2 separate regions of the Homo sapiens genome follow, and region 2 is linked to region 1. A link is an interaction called in ENCODE POLR2A ChIA-PET data of the cell type or tissue named here. Cell type or tissue: MCF 10A. All regions are shown on one strand. Links, peaks and the distances in the headings refer to the core of each region. The heading gives the core; the rest is flanking DNA.

Region 1 (2,500 bases), core at 1-2,500:
TTTTAAAAAATACCGTGCAGTTTCTATCTTTGCATAAAGTTAGCAGACTGACTTCTTTGCACAATGCAGTACCTTATGACCCAACATTGACCTCAAAAGCTAGGAATGACCTTTGCGGGGAACTGTCCCCAAGACAACCTCAAAGAGACAGCACAACATTTGCAGCTGTTTCTCTTTCAGCCCAAGGTCGCAAAGGATATAAGAAGCCAATGCAGCTTGGAGGAGAAGGATTCCTGTAAATCACTCACTATGATTTCCCACAGCAGGCAAGTGGATCCCCTAAAGAAAGAAGGCTTATAGAGTTCCCTCAAAAGAGCTCAGAACTTCAACAATGATTCTATTCACATAGGCATTTCTGTCTTCCAAATTTTAGCTTTAAGAGTCTGAGGAAGTACATGTTTTTATTTAGAAAACAAAAAAATCCCAATTTGTAACACTTGGACTGGCTGCATTTCCAATCAGGCAAGCAGATGAGGGGCCATGCTGAACTTAAACTGCAATTGAGGACTGTTATAAATTTGGGAGAACAAGGAAGAATTCCAGGACCGGCTCCTCCCAGCTGCAAAATACACCCAACCTGGTGATACTGACACCTAAAGAGAAAAGAGACAGACTGCCGTCAAGGGCTGTCTCCCTTGCTCTTTTCCTAATTTGTCTCCTCTGCCCACGACCAGGGAGTAACTGATCTTCAAGCACAGAGCCCAAGATACTGAACTATAAGTGAAATGTTTTGCAAGACCTGTGCTGAATCAACAGGTCTCTTGGACCACGTAAGACTGCCTGGACAAGGAAGAACCATCAATGGTTAGAGACCCAGCACAAACCACATGCTAAGCAGCAGGCATTTCCTCTTCATTAGCTCATTAAGCTCAGAAAGAAATCTCTTTGTGAAGGAGTTTGCTAAAAACCTTAAAACAAAAAAGTTTTCTGTCTCCAGCCAGCAGCCAGCCTTGGAGAAACACCTTTACAGGCAAAGCCTAAAACACATCTTTCTCCAAAGCCAACATGTTTTATGCCTTCACCAGTGTTGTCTTGAATATGTATTTGGTTGCTACTTTGGTTCCAGACATCTCTGGCTGGTAGTAGGTAGTTTAATGAATGGATGTTGACGGACAGGTACATATCCCAGCTTGTGGCCTGCGGCGATGTTAGTTAGGCAAGCATGCTGGCTGCTTTTCAAGGTTGTACATTTAATAATAAATATAACTGGCTTCCCTTTCAGATGCAATGCTTGGTGCTAGCAATTACCACAAAATGAGTGAATTGATCAATATAAAGTGCTATTTTCTCTGGAAGCTTCTCTAACCAACTCTCGATTGCCTTTCCATCTATGTGACTTAACTTGTTGACAATCTTGTCAAACACCTGTGATTGCACCATTTTAAAAATACATTAATATTAATTTGAACAGTGGAAATTATGTTCCTCTAAACATTAGCCCCTAAAATAGAACTTCAATTCCAGTTGCAAATAAAGATTCAGATTTTTCTTTTTAAAGACAATCAGGAACCCAGTACCTAGCAAGTAATTGTGTCAAAAACTTTAGTGTTTTGTTTTGTTTTTTTTTAATTTGGGCAGAGAGATCTGTGTCTAAAAACCGACAGAAGGAACTTTCCCTGCAGCTAGTTCTTGCTTCTTCTACTGGACTTCTCTAAAAGCCACATCCTTCTACAGAATCCGTCTACACAGAACAATATTTGAACCAATTCTTGGGTCTCCTGTTGGATGTCTTCCCATGGTTTGCCCAGGACACTCTAGTGGGTGTGAAGATGTCATATTATACTGGACTGTGAAGCGAGAAGGTGATATTTAAGCCACTAAAGCTTGTGGCAGCCACCAAATTTTCCAATGCCTTCTGCAATCTTGCATTTAACTGGCTTCACCGCCATTCCCACCCCCACCCAGTGGGAAAGGCTTTAGGAGCATTTGGTCAGGTGGGGGTGCTGTCAGGGTTTACGGTTCACCTTCAAGGAAGCCCTGGGTGCGCTGACTCCGGGGTGGGGGGCACCTGGCAAGGTAGCGGGGACCCCCGTAGGCCCGGAGAAGCTGGGGCAGCCTTTGCCACGTGGACAGCAACCGCGCTGCTGCAAGTTCCCGGGCGTGCCCGTCGAAAGCGGCCAGGAGGTCAACTGGGGCGGCTTCCCTCAGTGCCTTGGGCAGGGGACCCACCTCGGCAGCCGCCCCACCAGGGCCCAGGACGCAGTGGAAGAGCGTATGGCGTCGCAGCAGGCAGTCCCTAAGGAACTGCACCAACTCCTCCAAACACCTTCCCAGGTGCTCCTCGTCCCAGCCTTGCCCAGGGGCCCCCTTGCGCAGCAGCACTGCCAGCAGCACTGTCTTGAGCACATATGAGGATAGGATGCGTCCCCACTGGGTGGCGGCCGCTGAGTCCAGCCCACGGGCCCCCAGATCGCGCAGAGCCTTAAGCAACTGCAGGCACTTGAGGTAGCAGGCACCTGGAGCTGCCCGTTCCTGCAGCCAACTCAGCAGCTTCTGCTCC
Region 2 (13,062 bases), core at 5,151-7,650, 150 kb after region 1:
CTTTCTGCCCACTTCATCCTTTGGTCTCATTGTGTTCTGGGGAAGACAGAAATGAATAACACCTGGCCCCCCTTTCATTCTTCAGGTTAGCATAGTTCTAGGCACTGGAAAAGGAGTGAACAAGAATCCCTATCATATTCACAATCACCAAGAGGTAGCATCAATCCAAATGTTCATCAAAGAATGAATGAATGGCCGGGCACGGTAGCTCACGCCTGTAATCCCAACACTTTGGGAATCAAGGTGGGTGGATCGCAAGGTCAGGAGTTCGAGACCAACCTGGCCAATATGGTGAAACTCCGCCTTTACTTAAAAAAATACATAAATTAGTCAGGCATGGTGGCATGCACCTGTAATTCCAGCTATTTGGGAGGCTGAGGCAGGAGAATTGCTTGAACCCGGGAGGCGGAGGTTGCAGTGAGCCGAGATCATGCCACTGCACTCCAGCCTGGGTGACAGAGCAACAAGACTCTGTCTCAAAAAAAAAGAGAATGGAAAAATGAGCCTGGTGCAGTGGCTCACGCCTGTAATCCCAGCAATTTGGGAGGCCAAGGCAGGAGGACCATTTGAGATCAGGAGTTGGAGACCAGCCTGGCCAACATGGCGAAACCACATCTCTAATAAAAATACAAAAATTAGGCCGGGCGCAGTGGCTCACGCTTGTAATCCCAGCACTTTGGGAGGCTGAGACAGGCGGATCGCCTGAGGTCGGGAGTTCAAAACCAACCTGACCAACATGGAGAAACCCTGTCTCTACTAAAAATACAAAATTAGCCAGGCGTAGTGGTGCATGTCTGTAATCCCAGCTACTTGGGAGGCTGAGGCAGGAGAATCACCTGAACCCAGGAGGCGGAGATTGCGGTGAGCTGAGATCACACCATTGCACTCCAGCCTGGGCAACAAGAGTGAAACTCCGTCTCAAAAGAAAAAAGATAAAATAAATTTTAAAAATACAAAAATTAGCCAGGTGTGGTGGCTCACACCTGTAATCCCAGCTACTTGGGAGGCTGAGGCAAGAGAATCACTTGAACTGGTGAGGCAGAGGTTTCAGTGAGCCGAGATTGCACCATTGCACTCCAGCCTAGCAACAGAGCAAGACTCTGTCTCAAAAAATAAATAAGTAAATGAACAAAATGTGGGTTATTTGTGCAACGGAACATTATTCAGCCATAAAAAAGAGGCCAGGCATGATGGCTCATGCCTGTAATCTCAGCACTTTGGGAGGCCAAGGCAGGCAGATCACCTGAGGTAGGGAGTTGGAGATCAGCCTGACCAGCATGGAGAAACTCCATCTCTACTAAAAATACAAAAATTAGCCAGATGTGGTGGTGTGCACCTGTAATCCCAGCTACTTGGGTGGCTGAGGCAGGAGAATTGCTTGAACCCGGGAGGCAGAGGTTGTGGTGAGCCGAGATCGCACCATTGCACTCTAGCCTGGGCAACAAGAGCAAAACTTCATCTCAAAAATAAATAAATAAATAAATAAAGTGCTGCTACATGCTATAATGTAGATGAACCACAAAAGCTTTAATGCTAAGTGAAAGAAGGTAGACACAAAAAGTCGCAAATTGGGTGATTTCATTTATATGAAATGTCCAGAATAGGCAAATCCACAGACAGAGAATAGATTGGTGGTTGCCAGTGGAGGTGGAGGGGAGAATGGAGAATGGCTGCTTAATGGGTATGAGGTCTTCTTTGGGGTGATGAAAACATTTTGGAGCTAGATAGAGGTGATGACTGTTTGACATTGTGAATGTCCTGAATTGTACAGTTTATGTAATGTGAATTTCACCTCAGTTAAAAAGAAAAGAAAAAATTCCTGCCCTTATGGGTGCAGTAGCATGATCACAGCTCAATGCAGCCTCCAACTGCTGGACTCAAGCAATCCTCTGGCCTCAGGCTCCTGAGTAGCTGGGATTGCAGGTACACACCGTAACACCTGGTTAATTTTTTTAAGATGGGGGCTGGCTCTGTCACCTAGGCTGGAGTGCAGTAATGCAATCTTGACTCAGTGCAGCCTCGTCCCATCTCAGCCTCCCAAGTAGCTGCGACTACAAGTGCGTGTCACCATGTCTGGCCAATTTTTAAATGTTTTATAGAGATGGGGTCTCGCTGTATTGTCCAGGATGGTCTCAAACTCCTGGGCTCGAGTGATTCTGCCAAGGTGCTGGGATTACAGGAATAAGCCACCATGCCTGGCCCCTAGAGTTTGTATCCTAAAGTGGGAGTTGGGGGTGGGGGTGGGAATGGGGAGACGGACAAATAAATTGTTTCGCTCTAGTGTGGAAACTGCCCTGGCAGACACATACTAAGGGAGACACATACTAAGGGACTAAATTCCAGGTGGCAATATTGTACTGCAGAAGTTTCCCAGAAATTGGCAGAGCACGGTAGCTTACGTCTGTAATCCCAGCACTTTGCGGGGCTAAGGTGGGCCGATCACTTAAGGTCAGGAGTTCGAGACCAGCCTGTCCAACATGGTGAAACCCTGTCTCTACTAAAAATACAAAAATTAGCCAGGTGTGGTGGCCTCTAATCCCAGCTACACAGGAGGCTGAGGCAGGAGAATTGCTTGAACCTGGGAGGTGGAGGTTGCAGTGAGCCAAGATTGCACCACTACACTCCAGCCTGGGCGACAGGGCGAGACTCTGTCTCAAAAAAAAGAAAAAGTGGCCAGGCACAGTGGCTCACGTCTGTAATCCCAGCACTTTGGGAGGCCAAGTTGGGCGGATCACGAGGTCAGGAGTTCGAGACTATCCTGGCTAACACAGTGAAACCCTGTCTCTACTAAAAATACAAAAAATTAGCCAGGCGTGGTGGCGGGTGCCTGTAGTCCCAGCTACTCAGGAGGCTGAGGCAGGAGAATGGCATGAACCCGGGAGGCGGAGCTTGCAGTGAGCCGAGATCGCATCACTGCACTCCAGCCTGGACGACAGAGCGAGACTCCATCTCAAAAAAAAAAGAAAAAATAAAAAGAAGTTTCCCAGCAGTCCCAGGGGTTGAGTCCCAGCCCTGGCTGTGTGAGCAAGTCATATATTTGTATTAATTTATACACATGAGATACCTTCAATCTGCAGAGATGCAGGATGTCCCCGGGTCTTTCTGTTCTTTCTGATGTGTCCATCTCTGTCTATTTTCAAAGTCTTAAATCCTGTCCGCATTTCAACCAGTCGCAACCTGACAACTGTGTTGAGTGATGTGACTTTGGGATTTACGAGAAGCAGAAGGGCCTTTTTAATCTGCAGGATGCAAAGACAGGAAACGGGATGCTCACAGACCAGAGCCCTTGGCTTTTACATAACAGTTCTCATCTGCCTTGTTTTTGCTGTTTGTTTGTTTGTTTGTTTGTTTGTTTGTCTGTTTGTTTTGAGACGGAGTTTCACTCTTTTTCCCCAGGCTGGAGTGCAATGGCGCAATCTCGGCTCACTGCAACCTCCATCTCCCGGGTTCAAGTGATTCTCTTGCCTCAGCCTCCTGAGTAGCTGGGATTACAGGCGTGAGCCACCGCACCCGGCCTGCTTTGTGTTTGTTTTGTTTTGCTTTTTGAGACAGGGTCTCTGTTGTTGTCCAGACTGGAGTCCAGTGGCGCAATCTTGGCTCACTGCAGCCTCAGTTTCCCAGGTTCAAGAGACCCTTCTGCCTCATCCTCCTGAGTAGCTGAAATGACAGGCACGTGCCACCACACCCAGCTAATTTTTTTTTTTTTTTGAGACGGTGTTTCGCTCTTGTTGCCCAGGCTGGAGTGCAATGGCGCAATCTCAGCTCACCGCAACCTCCGTCTCCTGGGTTCAAGTGATTCTCCTGCTTCAGCCTTCCAAGTAGCTGGGATTACAGGTGCCCCTCCAAGGCCTGGCAATTTTTTTTTTTTTTTGTATTTTTAGTAGAGATGGAGTTTCTCCATGTTGGTCAGGCTGGTCTCGAACTCCTGACCTCAGATGATCCACCCACCTCGGCCTCTCAAAGTGCTAGGATTACAGGCGTGAGCCACCGTGCCCGGCCCACACCCAGCTAATTTTTTAATTTTTTCTTTTTTTTTTTATTGAGACAGAGTCTTACTATGTTGCCCAGGCTGGTCTCCAACTCCTGGGCTCAAGAGAGCTTCCTGCCTCAGCCTCCCAATGTGCTGGGATTACAGGCAAGAGCCAATACACCTAACCTGGTTTTTGCTTCTTTATGGGACTTCGGAGCATTGGTCTGAATGACCAGACCATGAATCTCAGGCCAGAGCTGATACTGAGAAGCTAATAAAGAAACTTGCCATTCTTAGTGGCACTGCAGATGTGTCAGCCAAACCCTACCCACAGATGTTCACCCCTAGAAAAATAGGGATCAGCTGGGCATGGTGGCTCACGCCTGTAATCCCAGCACTTTCAGAGGACGAGGCAGGTGGATCACCCGAGGTCAGGAGTTCGAGACCAGCCTGGCCAACATGGTGAAACCCCGTCTCTACTAAAAATACAAGATTAGCCAGGCGTGGTGGCACATGCCTGTAATCCCAGCTACTTGGGAGGCTGAGGCTGGAGAATAGCTTGAACCCAGGAGGTGGAGGTTACGGTGAGGCGAGATCACGCCATTGCACTCCAGGCTGGGCAACAAGAGTGACGCTCCATCTCAAAAAAAAAAAAAAAAGAAGAAAAGAAAAACATAGAATGTACAACACCAAGAGTGAACCCTAATGTAAACGATTACCTATAATTAATAATAATGTATCAATTTGGTTCATCAATTTTAACAGGTGTGCCACACCAATGCAAGATGTCAATAATGGGGAAACTAAAGGAAGGGGGGTGAAAGTAATATCTGGGAACTTCCTGGACTTTCTGCTCAATTGTCTGTAAACCTGCTGTTTCTGTAAAATTGCTCTTTTTAAAGTCTGCTATTTAAAAAACAATAGTATAATTCAGCTTGAAAAATAAAGGTAAAGGCTGGGCACGGTGATCACGCCTGTAATCCCAGCAATTTGGGAGGCAGAGGCGGGCGGATTACCTGAGGTCAGGAGTTCCAGACCAACCTGACCAACATAGGGAATCCCCATCTCTACTAAAAATACAAAATTAGCTGGGCCTTGTGGCGCATGCCTGTAATCCCAGCTATTTGGGAGGCTGAGGCAGGAGAATCGCTTGAACCCAGGAGGCAGAGGTTGCAGTGAGCCGAGATCACACCATGGCACTTCAGCCTGGGCAACAAGAGCAAAACTCCATCTAAAAATAAATAAATAAATACAAATAAATAAAGGTAAATAAATCAAGAAGAGGCCAGGTGCAGTGGCTCATGCCTGTAATCTCAGCACTTTGGAAGCCCGAGGCCGGCAGAATACTTGAGTCCAGGAGTTACCACCCTGGACAACATAGTGAATGCCGTCTCTACAAAACAAAACAAAACAAAACAAAACAAAACAAAACAAACAAACATATATATATACGTATATATGTGTATATATACGTATATATGTACATATACGTGTATATATGTATATATACATGTATATATGTATATATGTATATATATGTGTATATATACATATATAAATACGTGTATATATATGTATATATATACATATATATATAAAATTGGCTGCGCCCAGGGTCTCACTCCTGTAATCCCAGCACTTTGGGAGGCTGAAGCAAGAGGATCACTGGAGCTCAGGGATTTGAGACCAGCAACATAGTGAGACCCCATCTCTAGAAAATATAAAAAACCAGTTTGGCATGGTGGTGCACAGCTACTTGGGAGTCTGAGACGGGAGGATCACTTGAGCCTCGGAGGTTGAGGCTGCAGTGAACCACGATCACACCACTGTACTCCATCCTGGGTGACAGAGTGGGACCCTGCCTCAAACAAACAAAGCAGTGAAAGGAATGTAAAGACATCCTCCAAAATTCTCATTTTCTCATTATGATGCTTCAATGCTTTTATCCAACTATTAAATATCAAATTATTTCTAAATAATTTGGGGGTCTCCCCTGTTTTGCTACTGGCCCTAAACTCTATTGGGTAATCCAGCCCTGATACAGCTCATTTCCTTAGCAAACATTTATTTGCTCAACGAATATTTACATGTTGATATTTGCCAAGTGCCAAGCATTCTAAGAAGACAAAAGTTACCTAAAAAAAAATAATTTTATATATATATATATATATATATATATATATATATATATATATATGCCTTCAAAGAATTTACACGAGGGGTCAGGGAAATGACAAGCAAATTTCATTCTTGTAAAAACGAGCCCAGAGCCATCAGTACGTGGGGGATTAAGTGGCTTCACCACAAAGACACAGACTTGCTGGGACTTGAAGAGAAGCTCGTCTGCCAAGTAGGTGAGGGAAAGAGGAAAGGAATGCCTGGCAGAGTACAGCTGGGTGAGCGGGGTGTGCCCTCGAGTTCTGGGAGCTAGGTGTCACCCTGCTTGGGCAGGCTGGATCTGTAGTTAGAGGTGGAAAAGTGGGCAGAGACCAGATCTGGGGGCTTCCAAAAAGCTCCTTCTTAGCCGGGTGCAGTGGCTGACGCCTGTAATCCCAGCACTTTGGGAGGCCGAGGCAGGCAGATCACTTGAGGTCAGGAGTTGGAGACCAGCCTGACCAACATGGTGAAACCCTGTCTCTACTAAAAAAACAAAAATTGCTCAGGCTTGGTGACGGGCACCTGTAATCACAGCTACTCAGGAGACTGAGGCATGAGAATCTCTTGAACCTGGGAAAGGGAGGTAGCAGTGAGGCGAGATCATGCCACCACACTCCAGACTGGGTGACAGACTGAGACTCTGTCTCAAAAAAAACGAAAGCCTCTTCTCATAAGTTTACTCTACGTGAAGGTAACCGAGATGCTCTTAGGCAAGGGAGGCTCCTGGTCAGAAATAAGTTGTTTGGGAACACGAAATGTCCCCTGGCAGCTTTGGAGGAGGCCGGACTGAAGGCAACTGGACCAGATCCAGGGCTATTGCTGCAAGGAAGGCGTGACCCAGAAAAGGAGCAGAGGAAGGCATGGATTTGCCAGAACATGGAGGTGGAACCGACAGGACTTACTGATTGATCATAGGTCCGGGAGCATGAGAAGGAGGAGGCAGGCTGATTCCCAGGTTCTAGATGGTCACTGGGAGGATCCTGGGTCAGGAAACCAGGCAAGGAGCTGCAGGAGGGAAGAAGGAGATGACCATTAGGTCTGGGACCCACTGAGTCCCAGGGCCTGTGGATGTCCAGGTAGAGATGGCGAGTCAGCCACTGTGTGGGCAGAACTGGAGTTCTAGAGAGAGGATGGGTGAGAATAAAAGCAGGGACTGTGCTGTGGGTTTGAGTGTCCAGGCAGGAGACAATGGAAGGACTGCAGCAGTGAGATCACCTTTGCAAAAATTATGACAGGGAGAAAAATCTGATATAGTTGATTCCATCTTGCTCCTTTTTTTTGTATACAATTTTTTTTTTTAATTAACTGGACATGGTGGCACACCAATAGTCCCAGCTACCTAGGAGTTCAAGGATGCAGTGAACTGTGATCACACCACTGCACTCCATCCTGGGTGACAGACTGAGACCCTGTCTCAAAAAAAAAGAATAAAAGTAAAAATAAAAAATAAAAAGAGCCTGCACCCTCCATCTCTCTCTTGCTTTCTCTCTCTCCATGTAATCTCTGCACACAGGAGCTCCCCTTTCCCTTCCACCATGAGTAGAAGAAGCCTGAGGCTCTCACCAAATGGCTAGTCTTCCAGCCAGCACAATCATGAGCCAAATACGCTCTTTTCTTTACAAATTACCAGTCTCAGGTATTCCTTTATAGCAACACAAACAGACTAAGACATTCCTGTACAGAAAGTCTGCCAACTGCTGATCTAGGAAAACTGACTGTGGCATCTGCTCCCTTAACCACTGCCCTAGACTGCCTCTGGGGCCCTCAGCTAGCAGTGATGATAAATGCTGGTGTGTTTTGACCCTCCAACAAGATGCATCCTTTGGAGAGAAGGGACATGACCCTTCTTAGGTACAGTTTTTTTTGTTTTTGTTTTTTGTTTGTTTGTTTGTTTTGAGATGGAGTTTTGCTCTTGTTGCCCAGGCTGGAGTGCAATGACACAATCTCAGTTCACCACAACCTCTGCTTCCTGGGTTCAAGCAATTCTCCTGCCTTAGCCTCCTGAGTAGCTGGGATTACAGGCATGCGCCACCATGCCTGGCTAATTTTTTTTTTTTTAGATGGAGTCTCGCTCTGTCGCCCAGGCTGGAGTGCCGTGGCAAATCTCAGCTCACTGCTATCTCTGCCTCCCGGGTTCAAGTGATTCTCCTGCCTCAGCCTCCCAAGTAGCTGGGACTACAGGCACGTGCCACCATGCCTGGCTAATTTTTGGTATTTTTAGTAGAGATGGGGTTTCCCCATGTTAGTCATGATGGTCTTGATCTCCTGACCTCGTGATCCACCGCCTCGGCTTCCCAAAGTGCTGGGATTACAGGCGTGAGCCACCGCACCCAGCCTTAGGTACAGTTTTTATAGTAATATATTTGGATTTTATTAATGAACATTTGTCTCAAGAACTAAACAGTAATGTAACAGCTAAAATGTGATGCATAGAAGACAATATAGGAGTAAATCTTTGTAACTTTGGGTGAAGCAAAGCCGTCTTAGATATGACACCAAAACACAAATGACAAAAGAAAAAAATAGGGCTGGGTGCAAGTGGCTCGTGCCTGTAATTCCAGCACTTTGGGAGTCTTGCTTGAGCCCAAGGAGTTTGAGACCAGCCTGGGCAACATGGCAAAACAAATCTCTACAAAAAATACAAAAATTAGCCAAGCACGGTGGCATGCACCTGTAGTCCCAGCTACTAGGAAGGCTGAGTGAGAAGGATCACTTTAGCCAAGGAGGTTGAGATACAGTGAGCCGTGATTGCACCACTGCACTACAGCCTGGGTAACAGAGCAGGACCCTGTCCCAGAAAAGATAAGAAAAAAAAATTGATAAATTGGACTAAAAAAAGTAGTGATGCTGGGCATGGTGGCTCACACATGTAATCCCAGCACTTTGGGAGGCCAAGGCGAGCGGATCACGAGGTCAGCAGATAGAGACCATCCTGGCTAACATGGTGAAACCCTGTCTCTACTAAAAATACAAAAAATTAGCCGGGCGTGGTGGCGGGCACCTGTAGTCTTAGCTATTCGGGAGGCTGAAGCAGGAGAATCGCTTGAACCCGGGAGGCAGAGGTTACAGGAAGCCAAGATTGCGCCACTGCACTCAAGCCTGGTCAACAAAGCAAGACTCCTTCTCAAAAAAAAAAAAAAAAGTAGAGATGTCTAGGCCTCACCCTCAGAAATCCAGATTTAAATGAGTTGCAGCAGAATTCAAGCATCTGTATATTTCTAAAACCTTCACATTGATTCCAAGTATAGCACCCACTGCCTCTTTTGGCAAATTACATGTATTTATCCCTGGATTACTGCACACACTTCCTGATGGATGGTAGATTTTGAGCTGCTCTCAGTCTGAAAGTCAACTCACTTAATCTGTTCCTGTGCCTGCCACAAAGCTGAGCTGTTGACTATAAATAGCCACAAAAGACTGGAGTTTGTTCTCTTGTTCATGAACCCTTCTAAGTGTTAGATACTGTCATCCAAAGACCACCAAGATGACTAAGTAACAGGAGAGTTGTATTTGGTGACATCAGTTCACAAACCAGGAAGAGACAGTCTCCTGAATGTGTGGAAGCTGCTCTCTCTTTGACGGGAGAAAGGGCAGGCTGGGTTTTATGCCTTACAGGGCCTGTATTACACAATGGAATCATACATATTCAGCAGGTTTGGGGAAAAGACTACGCATATTTATGAGGGGAATTAAGTACATGCACAATGGGTAAACATATGTGTAACATACATCCCATGTTCACATTGGGGTGGGGTTTTAGCAATAAAATGAGGTGGAATTTGGCTCTCTGTGTCAAAAGGTGAGCTATAGGACACAAAGACAGTTTGTGTGCAGTCTCTATAAGCCGGCTGAAACTGCTTAAGGTCTGCAGTTGCTCATCAGAAGACAATGTCTATAAGGTCAGTCCTCTGTCCAATCAGAGTTGTAGCAGTCTGGGTATAAATCAAAGTTAGGAGGGGTATGATAATTTGCCTTGACATCTCCTATTGTGAGGGAGCTTAGCAAGAGTGTAGTTATTCTTGCAGCCATAGGAATTTAGGAATTTAGGAAGGAATTCATGCCAGCCAATACCTAAACCCGTGACCTGTAGGTAATTTTTGTTTCCTTAACCTTAAAGTCCATCTTTTTTTTTTTTTTTCTTAGATGGAGTCTTGCTCTGTCACCCAGGCTGGAGTGCAGTGGCACAATCTCAGCTCACTGCAACCTCCACCTCCTGAATTCACGCCACATGCCATTCTCCTGCTTCAGCCTCCTGTAGCTGGGATTACAGGCACGCCCCACCATGCCCAGCTAATTTTTGTATTTTTAGTAGGGACGGGTTTTCCCCATGTTGGTCAGGCTGGTCTCAAACTCCTGACCTCGGGATCTGCCCGCCTCGCCTCCTAAAGTGCTGGGATTACAGGCGTGAGCCACTGCACCCGGCAGGGTCCATCTTAATCAAGAGGAGTCTGTTTTGGGCTCTCAGATGACAACACAAACACTTCCTCTTGTCTGGACTGAGACAAGATCCTAATAACTACTTGCCCACAAGATGGGAACACAGCAGGAACCAGCTGTGGGGATTTGGAAAACAGTCCAACAGCAATTTTTTCCACACAGCACACTATTCTGTTCAGAATCTTGAACCTGGCTATAGTTAAGGGAGCCGCACCCACAGATATAAGCCAACTACCTAACTCAGAGATCTTCAGTAGCTTCTCTTGGCCTTCACCATGGTCTGCGTAGCCTGGTTCATTGCAGCAGTCAGGGCTCAATGCAGAAATACTATGAGCTATGGGATAAGAGAGTTACTCTAGGAATTAGACCTTACAGAATCATAGGAGAAGCTGGGGAAGGGACAGACTAGGAGGAAAGTTGGAGGCTCAGAGGAGGTACTGGCCAGTCCATCTGAGTAGCCAGGCACATTTAGTCACTGAAAGAGGATGGCCAAGGGAACGCTCTATGGTAACCTGTGCCTGTATGTAGCTACTACCACCAAGCACCTGGTGGTGGGCCTGGGGCTGTGTTGGTCATCAGGGTCAGAAGTCAGGAGAAGAGCTAGATGCAGAGGACAGCAAGGACAAACTGGAGCCCACAGGTATCTGTGTCTATTGCCACATCTAACCACAGTGGCCTTGGGGGATGGCTGCTGCTCACTTGCACCTGCCTCTTTCAGCCAAGTCTAACTGTGGCTAGAATCCCTGAAGACATAATTTCAAGCTAGAGTCTCCCTCTGTCACCCAGGCTGGAGTGCAGTGGCATGATCTCGGCACACTGCAACCTCTGCCTCCCACGTTCAAGTGATCTTTGTGCCTCAGCCTCACAAGTGCTGGCCACCATGCCCATGTTTTTTGTTTGTTTGTTTTTTTGAGATGGAGTGTTGCTCTGTTGCCCAGGCTGGAGTACAATGGCGCGATCTCGGCTCACTGCAACCTCTGTCACCCGAGTTCAAGCGATTCTCCTGCCTCAGCCTCCCAAGCAGTTGAGATTACAGGCACACACCACCATGCCCAGCTAATTTTTGTATTTTTAGTAGAGATGGGGTTTCTCTGGGTTGGTCAGGTTGGTCTTGAACTCCTGACCTCAGGTGATCTGCCCGCCTCGGCTCCCAAACTGTTGGGATTACAGGCGTGAGCCACCGTGCCTGGCCAAAACTTTTTTATTTTTTGAGAGAGAGAAAGAGAGAATTTTACTCTGTCAACAAGGCTAGAGTGCATTGGCACAATCACAGCACACCATGGCCTCAACCTCTTGGGCTCAAGTAATCCTCCCACCTCAGCCTCCCAAAATCTGTGATTGCAGGGGTGAGCCACCATGCCCAGCCTCCCATATAACTTTTGACTCCCCCATAACTTAACTACTAATAGACTACTATTGACCAGAAGCCTTACTGATAACCTAAAGCCAATTAATGCATGCTTTGTTTTGTTTTGTTTGTTTGTTTTTGAGACTGAGTCTCACTCTATTGCCCAGGCTGGAGTGCAGTGGTGTGATCTCAGCTCACTACAATCTCCACGTCCTGGGTTCAAGTGGGAGGCTGAGACAGGAGAATTGCTTGAACCCAGGAGGTGGAGCTTGCAGTGAGCCAAAATTGTGCCACTGTACTCCAGCCTGGGCTACAGAGCAAGACTCCGTCTCAAAACAACAAAAGTCTTCACCTCCTTGTCTTCACATTGAGGAGGCTGAGAGGAGGTGGAAGAGGAGGGGATGGTCTCGCTGTCTTAGTGATACAGGAGATAGAAAGAAATTATTTAGGCAGACAATGACGGCAAGAGAGTCCTCAGTAGAACTTCCCTTCTAACAAAAAAAAAAAGCCCAAGAAATCACTTTCTAAAAAGGAGCAGCCTGAAAGATCAGGCTGCAAACATAGATAGGGAAACTGGAAGCTTGCACGGGGGAATGCCGGCAGCTGCATGAATAGAAAGGACGACCCGGGGCCAGGCAGGTCCACCGTGGGGGCAGCTGCATGGATAGAAAGGACGACCCGGGGCCAGGCAGGTCCACCGTGGGGGCAGCTGCATGGATAGAAAGGACGACCCGGGGCCAGGCAGGTCCACCGTGGGGGCAGCTGCATGGATAGAAAGGACGACCCGGGGCCAGGCAGGTCCACCGTGGGGGCAGCTGCATGGATAGAAAAGACGACCTGGGGCCAGGCAGGTCCACCATGGAGGCTCCACCTTCCCTTTTTTGTTAGCACATGCGCAGTGTGAAAGAAATAAGCAACATGGAGTAGCTCAGGCAGAGGATACACCTGCATAATAAACAATTGAAGTGGGGGCTGCCAGAGATTCAAGCCCTATGCATACGGCACACCTGGTCCTAACCAGTTTTCCGTGCCCTGTGTAGATCAAATACCGCCTCCCACTAGCTCATCTGTAAAAACCCTTGCGATTCACTGAGCTTCAGCAACCCATTTTTCCAGGACCCCTCTCTGTAGCAGGGAGCTATTCTCTTTC

Evidence for each region. Peaks named below come from ENCODE experiments on the same cell type or tissue, not always from the same donor. Only the 100,000 strongest peaks of a DNase experiment are listed, where the experiment ranks them.
Region 2: POLR2A ChIA-PET joins it to region 1 with 11 read pairs; 3 of 35 experiments call an interaction of 5 or more read pairs at or near these places.

The regions. Positions count from the first base shown.
Region 1 is chr16:19,115,523-19,118,022 of GRCh38, reverse strand. It overlaps ITPRIPL2 (ITPRIP like 2), which reads right to left. Exons shown (of 1, transcript NM_001034841.4): 1 at 1-2,500. The coding sequence ends at 1,954. Among named protein-coding and RNA genes, the nearest start is that of ITPRIPL2, 2.8 kb to the right of the region's middle. In MCF 10A, for the core only: no CTCF peak of the experiment used is centred there; DNase peaks (open chromatin) are centred at 732 and 1,132.
Region 2 is chr16:18,955,863-18,968,924 of GRCh38, reverse strand. No RefSeq gene overlaps it. Among named protein-coding and RNA genes, the nearest start is that of TMC7, 22 kb to the left of the region's middle. In MCF 10A, for the core only: no CTCF peak of the experiment used is centred there; DNase peaks (open chromatin) are centred at 6,324 and 6,954.